Regions from separate parts of the Homo sapiens genome. Here region 1 is linked to region 2. Evidence: chromatin contacts called from ENCODE Hi-C or POLR2A ChIA-PET data. All regions are on one chromosome and are shown on one strand. The core of a region is the stretch at or near the end of the contact, and the rest is flanking DNA. Distances in the headings are between cores, read along the strand shown.

Region 1 (5,501 bases), core at 2,174-4,673, 470 kb after region 2:
GGCACTGGGCTGCAAGCGGATAGGGGAGAAAATTTGGGAGCAGGTATGGGGTCACAGCAGGGGGAAATCTGAGCTCCACATGGTGACAGCAGCCAAAAAGGAGCCAGGGAAGGGCCTACTGGCCCTGCACTCACCCCTCCCCATCCCCTTTACAGCCCTGGCCAGACCAAGGTAAGGCTGGGGTAGGTGTCAGTGAGCAGTGGGCACAGGTGGCTGAGAGGATGGGGGCCCAGGAGCACAGCGAAGGCAGGAAATGGGGAAATGGCAACTGCCCAGCCTGCCCCAGCACAGCCCTCACCCCCCTGCCTGGACAGCAGGGAGGGTGGGACTGGTGCTGGTCTGCCAAGGAGTTCTCAGGACCTGTGGGTGACACACACTCCAGTGTCCAACTTATAATGGAAGGATTGGAGTGCTTTGCAGGTAGGGTGTTGGGTCATAAACTCAGGATCTGGTCTTCTAAAGGACAACCTCAGCCAACGACACCTGGAGTCACATGGACTATTCCCTCTGCCCTTATGGGTCTCTTGACACTCTTCCCAACCCTGGGTATGTCTGACACAGCAGGTCTCGCCCCAAATAGCACCCACTGCCAACCTGACCTGAAGGCATCAGGTGAGAGGACTAGGTGAGGTCCGGGCCCCTGAGGCTCTGTCCACAGCCCCTCCCTCCCCAAACACATACCCATTAGCTCCTTGATAGGTCTCGGCCAGGGACCTTCCCATGGTAAGGATGGTGCCAGCAGTCAGCCCCCCGCCTTCGCAGAGCTGGATTTCCCTGGCCTGGAAGGTTGTTCCCCTGAGGGTCAGGGAATGGATGCCTTTTCCCACTCCCACAAGCATCAAGACCCCATGTCCATCTGAGGTTCAAGCCAGAGCTGGACTCCTTTTTGCAAGCTGTCAGCTGAGCCCCTGTGTCACCTAACCCGAGTTGGGGAATGATCGTGTCAGGGAGAGGGGAGGCAGGGATCCAGAATTTACTGGGCAGGGGAGGGGTAGGGCACAGCTGGACAGGCTGGGCAGAGGAGGTGGTGCTGGGACCCAGAGAGGGGGGGCCCACCATTCCTCCCTCATGTATACTTTCCCTCTCCCCAGGAAAAGAAGGGGCAGGAGGTGCAGAAGGGTCCAGCTGTGGAGATTGCGAAACTGGACAAACTGCTGAACCTGGTGAGGGAAGTGAAAATCAAGACCTGAGGGGCTGGCCTCAGTCTCTGTCCCATCGCTTGAATACAGTACTCCTAGGGCTTGACCCTGGTACCCAGCCCAGCCTTAGCACCCAGCATGTGACCCCACTCCTGATCAGGTCCCAGCATCTTCCCTTCTTGTTCTGTTCCTTAAGGTCCCAGCACCTTACCCCAGGACTTGGTCTTCAACCACCATTACCCCTCTAACTTTGCACAAATAAACCTGTGTAGAAACCCACCCCACACCTTTAATTGTGCTACCACAGGGCCCTCAGGAAGAGAAGAAAACCTCAGGGTAGAGCCATAGTTCCATTTATTATCCAGCAAACACTGGGAGGACCAGGGGAGGGGCCCAGCCTGGACACCCTCCTATTATTGCCATGGGTTCCAGTTTGCTTCCCCAGCCTAGAGGGCCTAGAGGTGCTCAGCCTAGGGAAAGAGTGGACCCGGCCCCTGACCCTTGGCCCTTGGGATGGAGCATAGTCCAGATGGCCCTGGCTCTAGCACCAACTCATAAGCCCCCACCCCAGGCCCATCTCCTTAGGGCCACTGAGCTCCTATTGGAGCCAAGCTGGCTAGACTCTGGGCCGCTGGGTCCAGCTCCAAGCAGGCGGACTCTTGAGTTCTGGACCCCAGGCTGGCTGAACTCTGGGATCCTAATTCCAGGCTCTAGGTGAGGTGGACTTAGGTCCTGGGCTCCAGGCTAGGCCAGGGGCCTTCAGGGCTGCAGCAGGTAGCTGCCTTCATGGCTGGGCTTCTGGGGTGGTGGGGCCTTCTCAGGACAGGGGCCAGGGCTGGAGTTGGGACTGGATTCAGAGAGAGAGTCAACGTCGGCAGAGCGAGAATGGCAGGCCCAGCAGAGGATGACCCAGAGCAGCAGCAGCAAGAAGCCCACGAGACCGTTGCAGACGATGGCGATGAGGGCCCCCTGGGAGATGGCTGCCCCCATGACAGGCAGCACCCTCAGACCAGCACAGACAGTGGAGCTGCCTCAATGGTGAGGCCCATGCCGAGGCAGGACTCTGGTATGGCCGGCCTTCAGAGGAGGCTGTGCTGTCTGCACGCTCAGTGATTCCTGGGCAGTGGAGATGTCTACCTGCAGTCCTGAGCCTGTTGGGGGTATACAGTAAAGGAGAGGGTGGTGAGGAGGAAGGGTGGGGTGAGGCCTAGGAGGAGAGAGGTAGGGAAGAGAGCCTCCCTCCCACATTTCTGGCCTCCCTGGTGAAAGACCTTGGGTCCCAACAGGCTCGAATACCCCACAGAGCCATCACCCCCATCCACAGGCTTGGTTCTGGCCACCTGAATGAGTGTGTAGCCACCGTGGGGAAGCTGCAGTAGGCAGCCGTCATCTCATTCTCCTTAGACCTGGTGGGCATGCCCTGGTCCTGCCCACCAAGCTTGCAGCCCTCAAAAGCCCTCTGTTGGTGGGTGGGATCCAGGAAGCCCCCAGCCCAAAAGGATGGGGGTTGTAAGCAGCTCTGGTGTGGCCTGGGCGCCTCCTCTCTCCCAGGACTCCAGCCAGCCCGACCAGGAGACCTCCAGAGGCGCCAGCTTGCACAGAGGGAACTTTGTGGAGGCCCTGGCAGGCATGTGCAGGCTCTGTGCGTCCAGGGCTGTGTGCCTCTATGTGGGGCTGCCTCTCTGGGTCAGGTGTGTGTGTGTGTCTGGTGTCTCACTGTCCCTCCGTTGGATGTGTGCCTGTGCCTCTGCACACCCACCTCTGTGTGTGTGGCTGCCTCTCCGTGTGTCCCCATCTCTGAGTATGTCTCCTCTATGTCTCATTTCTCTACCAGTGTGTCTCTGTGTATCTCTGCATCAGTCTCTGTGTCTCTCTCTCTCTTCCAGGCTGTATCCCCCTCTGTTCCCATGGACGTGTCCCTATCCCCTTCTCCGTGGGGTCTTTTCGGTGGTTCCTGTGTCTCTGTCTTTGTGTTCGTCTCTCTCCGCGGCAGTGTGTCTCTGTCTCTTTATCTCCATCTTCGGGTCGCGTGTTCTTGGCCCCCGTGCCCGTGGCGGGAGGCCCTTCTTACCTGAGTTGAGCCTGGTGCGCGCCCGCGGGAGGGTCCGGGGCAGCGGGATGCTCGGCGCCGACTAAGGCTTGGGAGCCTGCGGGCGGGGGGCGGCGGGAGGTGGGAGACCAGCAGAGGCGACGTCCGCTCCCCCGGCCCTCCCCCTCGGCCGCGCAGCCTCCACCGGCCGCTCCCGCCGCGGCGCGACCGGGGCGGCCTCTGCCGCGGGCGGTCTGCGGTGAGCGGGCACCTCCTCCCCTTGGGGCCGCACCTCCTCCGCGGCCGCGGCGCTCGCTCGCTCGGCAGCGCTCGGGCGGCGGCGGCGGGAGCTGCGCGGTGTTCGGCTGGGCTCGGCTGCGTTCGGTTGGGCTCGGCTGGGCTCGGCTACGTTCGGCTGGGCTCGGCCGGGCTCGGCGGCCAGCAAAAACAGCGAAGAGCCTCGCCTCCTGGGAGGCCGGCGGCCTGCGGCCCGGGGGCGGAGCCATCCCAGCGCCGCTGCCGCCACTCAATTGGCTGGCCGAACCCCGGTTCCCGCACCATTGGTGGTGCGCTGAGGTGGGGACCAGCCCGCCTCTCGTGCCGGCGCGGGGCGGGAGGAGGGCCGAAGGAGTAGCTGGCCCTGGATCCTTCCCGGGAGAGGGGATGGGGTGGGGGCAAGGCCTAACCTCTGGTAGGGATTTCTTGCACCTTCTACACCTGGAAGGGTTGTACACCCCACATCCGAGAAAGGCCAAGGCCTCTGCATTTCCACATGTGAGGAAACCACCCCTCTGTATCTGGGAGAGGTCTCTTAAGTAAGTCATCCGGAGGAAGGCCCCGCGTCCCCACACCTGGCAGGAGACTGAATCTCCTCACCTAGGGAACCGCCTATAGTGCAGTCCCGCACTTCCCTCTGCCACCTGGGTGTGGACTCTGCATTCCCACTTTAGAGGGCCCCAGGTTCCCTGGCCCTAAGAGGTGTGAAAATCTCTGGCAACACAGGTTCTTTGGACACATTTACTGAGTTCCTACCCAGTGTTGGTCGCAGGCTTGCTGCCAGGCTGTTGGGGAGTCTGGGACAGAAATGGAGTGTCCTGAGCGATGGTTCTGCCCTGGCTGGAATAGGTGCAGGCGTGGTGGAAATCCTGCCTTGCCATCCTAAAAGCTCCCCTAAGAAGAAGATAGCTTGGACAGGAGCAGTGAGGTAGACCTTGTCCTCCCCGACCTTCACAGGCCAGTGATTGTCACCTATTCTGATCCGGCCGTCTTCTCATCCCGCTCTACATGCTCTCCTTGGAGGATCACATCCCTGAAGCTATATCATGAAGACTCCCAGTGCTCCCAAGTCTAGCCTTAACTTCTCTCTGGAATCCTAGACTCATATAACTAAGTGCCTACTGTAATCGGGGCAGTATTGATTCCTGGTTCACTTACTAACTTTGTGATCTTGAGCAAGTTACTAAATCTCTCTTAGCCTCAGCTTCCTCATCTGTAAAATGGTTGTAATGCTACCTCTCAGGGTTGTTATTCACTAATTTATAGCAGATCGATCACATCTCAGCAAATGCCAGCTGACACAACCCCCAGGACCATGTGACTAAGAGGCCCCTTCCCCCAATCCAATGCCATGAAATTCACATAAGACCCCTGTAAATCCAGATGCTATCTTGAAAGAAGAAAGGGAAGACTGAGTCATCCAAAGCTACCAAAGTACTTAGAGACTGTCTAAAATAAATTATTGGATCCTATAGAGTTTACCAGAGTGGATTACTTTTAGCTCCCCCCCACTGCCCATTACCCAGCAGGGTGAGGGCATTGTGAGAAAGATCAGCCTAGTTATAGGAAACAGAGGAGACTTAAATCATCGCACATCTGAGTGTAATGTGAGCGAATTTTGTGACCCAGCTGCAGGAGTTCAGATTTTATCCTGAAAACAGTGGGGAGCCACTGAAGAATTTTTGAGCAGAAGAGTAATGCGATCATATCCAGAAATTAGTAGGATGATTTGGGCTATGGTGTGGAATGGGGGCTTGAAAGCATTTGAGAGTGAAGGCAAGGATTAATAATAAGGGACTGAAATGATGGAAGGAAAAAGTTGTAGAGAGAAAAGGAGAGCATTGAGGATATTTGGGAGCTGCTGCTGGTGGGACTTAGAGAACTAGAGGATAGGGGAGGTAAGCAGGAAGGAAAAGTCTGGGATGACTCCCGGGTTAGTGACGAGGGATGCTGTGATGCCATTTACTGAATACACAGGTTCAGGAGAGAGGTCCAGGCTAAAGATAATATTTTGTGAGTTGTCAGCAAAAGAATGGTAGTTAAATGAGAAAAATAGA
Region 2 (5,267 bases), core at 726-3,225:
GTAACCAGGAAAGGGAAGCAGAGGTGTTATTGTTGTTCCAATATAGTTCTAAAGGCAACTCCATGTGACTACTGCTGATCCAGCCCACATTTAAAGGGAGGACAGAGGAAACCAGAGCAGCAGGAAACAGGCAAGAGAGGCAATTACCACAACCCTTTCCCATGGCCTCATTCTCTCCCATGCCACCACTTTCGGGCATATTTCAATCACAACAAAAACCTTCCTTCTCTGAAAGGTTTCATAATTATTGAGGGTGAGAGGCAACAGGGAAGCAAATGGGGGAAATCAGCGCTGTGGGAAAATCTCTCGTCACACGTATCAACTAGCCATAAGTAGGAAAATCAGGAGTATGCTGGCAGCAAGCAAAAGGGCAGTTTGGGAAACTAATCACTTCTGCCTAATGATAAGAGAAGCCTTCAAAGCAATGGAAGGACAACCCTAGCGAAGGGGCTCCACAGGTGAGTGTATTGAAGGAAACTATCATCTCCAGGGAGTGGAATACATTCCCTTTCCTGAGGTAAAAGGGGAACACACCAATGTAGGATACGGGAGAGCTTAGGTATCATGTTCAACTTCCTTCCACCTTTCACAAACTGGCACTAAAACGGATACACAATTCACAGTGAAAAGTGAGGAATGCAATAACTAGTCGCATACCCCTTGTTGAAAAAAGTGCTGTCACAACGGAAGAGGAATATAAGAACTGGGTTCACCCAAGAAATTATATGCCCTTCAAATAAAAGATAATCTTTGGATACCTTATGGAGACCTGAAAAAACCCTCAACTAGCTGAGCACCGTGGTGCACACTGTAATCCCAGATACTCAGGAGGCTGAGGTGAAAGAATCGCTTAAACCCAGGAGCTGGAGGCCAGCCTGGGCAACATATGGAGACCATATCTCTAAAATTAATAGTAATTTTTTAAAATCTCTCAACTGTTAGGATACACTGGTGCTGTAGAAAGACAATAAGCCTAAATACTGGCAAACCATATACCTTCCTTGAATGTGAGGTAAAAACAATATCCAATAGAAGTGGTAGTAAATGACTGGATTACATCAAACAGGAAATAACAGTAATAATGATGGGATCAACCCCTAAAGCGAGCAAGCATTAGAGACCAGAGTGGTGACAGTTGAGATGCGTGGGCAACTAATTAGACTAAAAACTCAGGGGAAAATGTGGAAAAGCCGAGTGGGAAAGTGATTCAGAGGCAAACAACTGAGTTGTAATGCACCAATGAAAGAATAACATTTTGAGTATGTATTATTAACAGAGAGAGCTTTGCCGTTTACAAAGCGCTCAAAAACCTACATTAAATAATGAACTGTGATATAACCAGACTACAGGAACGGCGGGTGTGGAGGAAAACTGAGTCCCAATTGAGACCAATGCCCTACAGAATTGAAAAGAAGTAGAACTGAACTGTGACTCCGGGTAAGCCAGGAAAGGTTAGAGAGCGCATAAGTTGGGGCTATAACAGGGCCAGTCCCAAGACTAGCTACGGGCGTGAAAGCGGAAAGGTGATGAGATGGGACCGACAGCGTGGCGGGGAAGCTCCAGTCTACTGGCAGGCACCGAGGTGGGAGAGAAAACCACACCCTCCAGGGCAGAAACCCGAAAGGGGGGAGGGGAGGCACCCCTGGGGCTGGGTGGGGCCCAGCCGACCTGGACGGGGGAAAGTAGGAAGAAGCACAGGGCAACGTGAGGGGAAGAGGAAGGAGGGAGCCCGGGCCTGGACGTAGAGGGACCGTGGACCTGGCGAGTGAAGCTCGGCCCGGTCCTCACGGGTGGGCGCCGGGGCAGTCTGCAGGCGGTGGGGTTTCAGACGAGCTGAACCCAGAATTAGAAAGCACACGCTGCAGCGCTCAGGGCCCTGGAAGAGGGAAGGAGAGGGAGAGGATGGCAATTACCGCTGCTGCTCTCGGAGGACCCAAGACCCGCTGCCGCCGCCGCCGCTCGTTACCTGCCAATGTGCCTCTTACAAAGCGGCGGCGGCGGCACAGGCTGCCCAACCCGTCACGTGACCTCGCGTCACGGGCGAAGGAGGAGCCACAACACGTCGCTCGTGCGCGGCTTCAGAGTCAGCCTAGGCGGCGCGCGGCCTCTTCCAGCCACCACCTCCACCCCAACCCCGCGAAGCCAACCGCGTGGAGGTGGGGACCACAGAAAGGAACAAATAAGGGAGACTTGATAATATGTATTGTACTCGGAGTCATCAGGAGAGTATTACCCACCGCATACAAGGTGCCCACAACTGCAGCTCGTCGTCGCGCCGTGATGACCTCACAAAGCACCACAGGTTACTCCCCTGTGGCCGCCCTGTGCTCATCACGTGATGTGGTCCAACCACTCAGGGCAAGCCTGGCCTCCCAAATGTTGCACGAGGGGACCACGACTCCCAACATGCTGCACAGCCAAGGCGACCCCTACCGCAGCCTTTCTCCAGCGGGCTTCTAGACGAACCCCCTAGAGACCTTAGAGCCGAGGGAAGGCCGGGACGGAAAGCGGACTAAGCTGGCTTGAAGGACTAATACCATTGGATGCCGCCCGCCATGTGGCGGAGCGTGGTGCCTGCTGGGAGGTGTAGTCCTGGCGGGGGGTGGGGTTCCGCTCCCACGTTCCTGGGCTCGCTCTGCGCCCTGCCCCCTGCGCGGGAAAACGCCAACGGCTAGCAGCGAGAGCCTCGGCAAGGCGGAAGGTGCGCCCACTTTTAGTCTTTTTCAGTGCGGTTTTACTTTTGCCCTCCCAAGCCCCTTCTGGGTGAAAAGACTAGAATCTACTGAACGCCTACTCCAAGTCAGCCGTTTATTTCTGTTATATCATATAATCAACTCCTTGAGTCCAGGATTTTCCCTATTTAAGGATTTAAAAAAAGAACCTTAGAGTTGTTTGTTGACCGAAGAGACCCAGGTTTTCTGTCTTTAGAAAATTAATGACCTCCTCTCAATAGGATCTGACCTGTTGTCAACTCCAAGAATTACGAATAAATAAGATGATGGTTTATAATTGTAGCATGGTGTTTTAAAGTATTTTCCATTTACTGGCCTGTTTGGATGTGAGGGCGTTCTGGCTATCTTGTCACCCCATAGATCGCCAGGGCTGATTCGGCTGATCTGGCTGTCTAGGCGGGTGGCCCCTTCCTCCCGCACCTCTCCATGTGCGTCCCTCCCGAAGCTGCATATTCGGTCGAAAAGGAGGAGCATCCCCCATAGAAGAGGACAAGTCAAGGATATAGGAGTAGCTGCACGCCCGTGTTAACAAGCTCTCAAGGTCCTCTAAACAAGCTCTCAAGGTCTACTTACTGGCCTGTTTTATCCCAAGCTAGTTACATACAAGGACTTTGCAGTCCCGGCATGCCTTATCTCAATTGGAGCTTTCCTCTGTAATAACACTTCACCGGCTTGTGAAAATTAAATGAGATTATGTAAAATGCCTGCTTGACACATAATAAACCCTCAGTAAGTATCAGTAATCATTTTCACACTCTACCCATCGGGCCCAAAAGGTCTAAGTAAGGTAGAAAGGGGAAATTAGCTTATACTGAACTTTGTACAGGGCACTATGCTAATTACTAATTTGCTAGTTATTAAGTAAAACAATTGACATCTTAAACAGCCCTATCTAGTTCAAATAAAGCCTTTGTTATTCATCTGAATTAAAGAATGCTGCCGGGCGTGGTGGCTCACACCTGTAATCTCAGCACTTTGGGAGCCGGAGGAGGGCGGATCACAAGATACGGAGTTTGAGACCAGCCTGACCAACACGGTGAAACCCCGTCTCTGTTAAAAATACAAAAAAATGTCCGGGCGCGGTGGCTCACGCCTGTAATCCCAACACTTTGGGAGGCCAAGGCGGGCCGATCACGAGGTCAGGAGATCGAGACCATCCTGGCTAACACGGTGAAACCCAGTCTCTACTAAAAATACAAAAAAATTAGCCGGGCGTGGTGGCGGGCGCCTGTAGTCCCAGCTACTCGGGAGGCTGAGGCAGGAGAATGGCGTGCGGAGTTTGCAGTGGGTCGAGATCGCGCCACTGCACTCCAGCCTGAGCGACAGAGCAAGACTCCGTCTCAAAAAAAAAAAAAAAAAATAGCCTGGCGTGGTGGCACACGCCTGTAATCCCAGCTACTCAGGAGGCTGAGGTAGGAGAATCACTTGAACACAGGAGGTGGAGGTTGCAGTGAGCCAAGATAGCACCACTGCACTCCAGGCTGTTCGACAGAGCAAGACTCTGTCTCAAACAAAAAAAAAAACAAAGAATGCTTAAACTGTGCCTTTAACAAACAGAACTGGGCCGGGCGTGATGGCTCACGCATGTAATCCCAGCACTTTGGGAGGCCAAGGTGGGTGGATCACCTGAGGTCAGGAGTTTGTGACCAGCCTGGCCAACATGGTGAAACCCTGTCTTTACTAAAAAAATACAAAAAATTAGCCGGGCGTGGTGGCGGGCGCCTGTAATCCCAGCTACTTGGGAAGCTGAGGCAGGAGAATCACTTGAACCCAGGAGGCAGAGGTTGTCGTGATCCAAAATTGTGCCACTGCACTCCAGCCTGGGAGGCAGAGTGAGACTCCATCTCAAAAAAAAAAAAACAAAAAAAAAACAGAACTTATCATCATCACCATTCATGTGTAGGTGTATCTTATCTCACCTCTTTTGACAATGAGCTAGGATTGTGTCTTGTCTGTTCGTCTTCCTCCTGTTTGCCCTGCTGCTTTATAGAAATGTGTGGGAGCATCAGAGATAAAAACCACCCTTGAGAGTCAAAGACTTAATGGACAGATCAGGCCAGGCATGGTGGCTCATGCCTGTAATCCCAACACTTTGGGAGGCCAAGGCGGGCGGATCACCTGAGGTCCAGAGTTCAAGACCAGCCTGGCCAACATGGTGAAACCCCGTCTCTACTAAAAATACAAAAATTAGCCAGGCATGGTGGCGGGTGCCTGTCATCCCAGCTACCCGGGAGGCTGAGGCAGGAGAATCACTTGAACCTGGAAGGCGGAGGTTGCAGTAAGCTGAGATCATGCCATTGCCCTCCAGCCTGGGTGACAAGCGCAAAAGTCCGCCTCAAAAAGAAAAAAAATGACAGATCAGGAGAAAAGGATTCTGAAAGGAATATACAAACTTGATAACAGTGGCTGGCTCTGAGGGGTGGGAAAGAGGTTTGTGATTGGGGTTGCTGGCCCAAAGGGACTGCAGTCTAACGTTTTCGCTTTTTACTTGGAGAAGGCACTGGTATATAACTTACGTAATTATAAGATTAACTT

The links. Hi-C counts contacts between places; a loop is a spot of excess contacts on that map. ChIA-PET counts read pairs that join two places held with the same protein, here RNA polymerase II (POLR2A). Pooled maps may share reads with other maps.
Region 1: a map of naive thymus-derived CD4-positive, alpha-beta T cell shows a loop between it and region 2 (11-fold over the local background). The contact joins the promoter of ENHO here to the promoter of UBAP2 in region 2. A Hi-C loop is called at or near these places in 1 of 168 maps with a recorded cell type or tissue (naive thymus-derived CD4-positive, alpha-beta T cell) and 11 of 50 pooled maps. POLR2A ChIA-PET finds 5 or more read pairs at or near these places in 1 of 52 experiments (AG04450).

The regions. Positions count from the first base shown.
Region 1 is chr9:34,519,567-34,525,067 of GRCh38, forward strand. ENHO (energy homeostasis associated) reads right to left here and starts at 3,424. Exons shown (of 2, transcript NM_198573.3): 1 at 3,211-3,424; 2 at 1,477-2,290. The coding sequence starts at 2,129. The coding sequence ends at 1,899. DNAI1 (dynein axonemal intermediate chain 1) reads left to right here. Exons shown (of 20, transcript NM_012144.4): 20 at 1,092-1,418. The coding sequence ends at 1,190. RefSeq lists an enhancer at 2,168-2,720 and silencers at 3,350-3,459, 3,480-3,849.
Region 2 is chr9:34,046,912-34,052,178 of GRCh38, forward strand. UBAP2 (ubiquitin associated protein 2) reads right to left here and starts at 1,976. Exons shown (of 29, transcript NM_001370062.2): 1 at 1,914-1,976. It also overlaps the pseudogene RN7SKP114. RefSeq lists enhancers at 1,086-1,942, 1,943-2,798, 2,079-2,608, 2,799-3,655, 3,656-4,510 and silencers at 1,759-1,808, 1,959-2,048.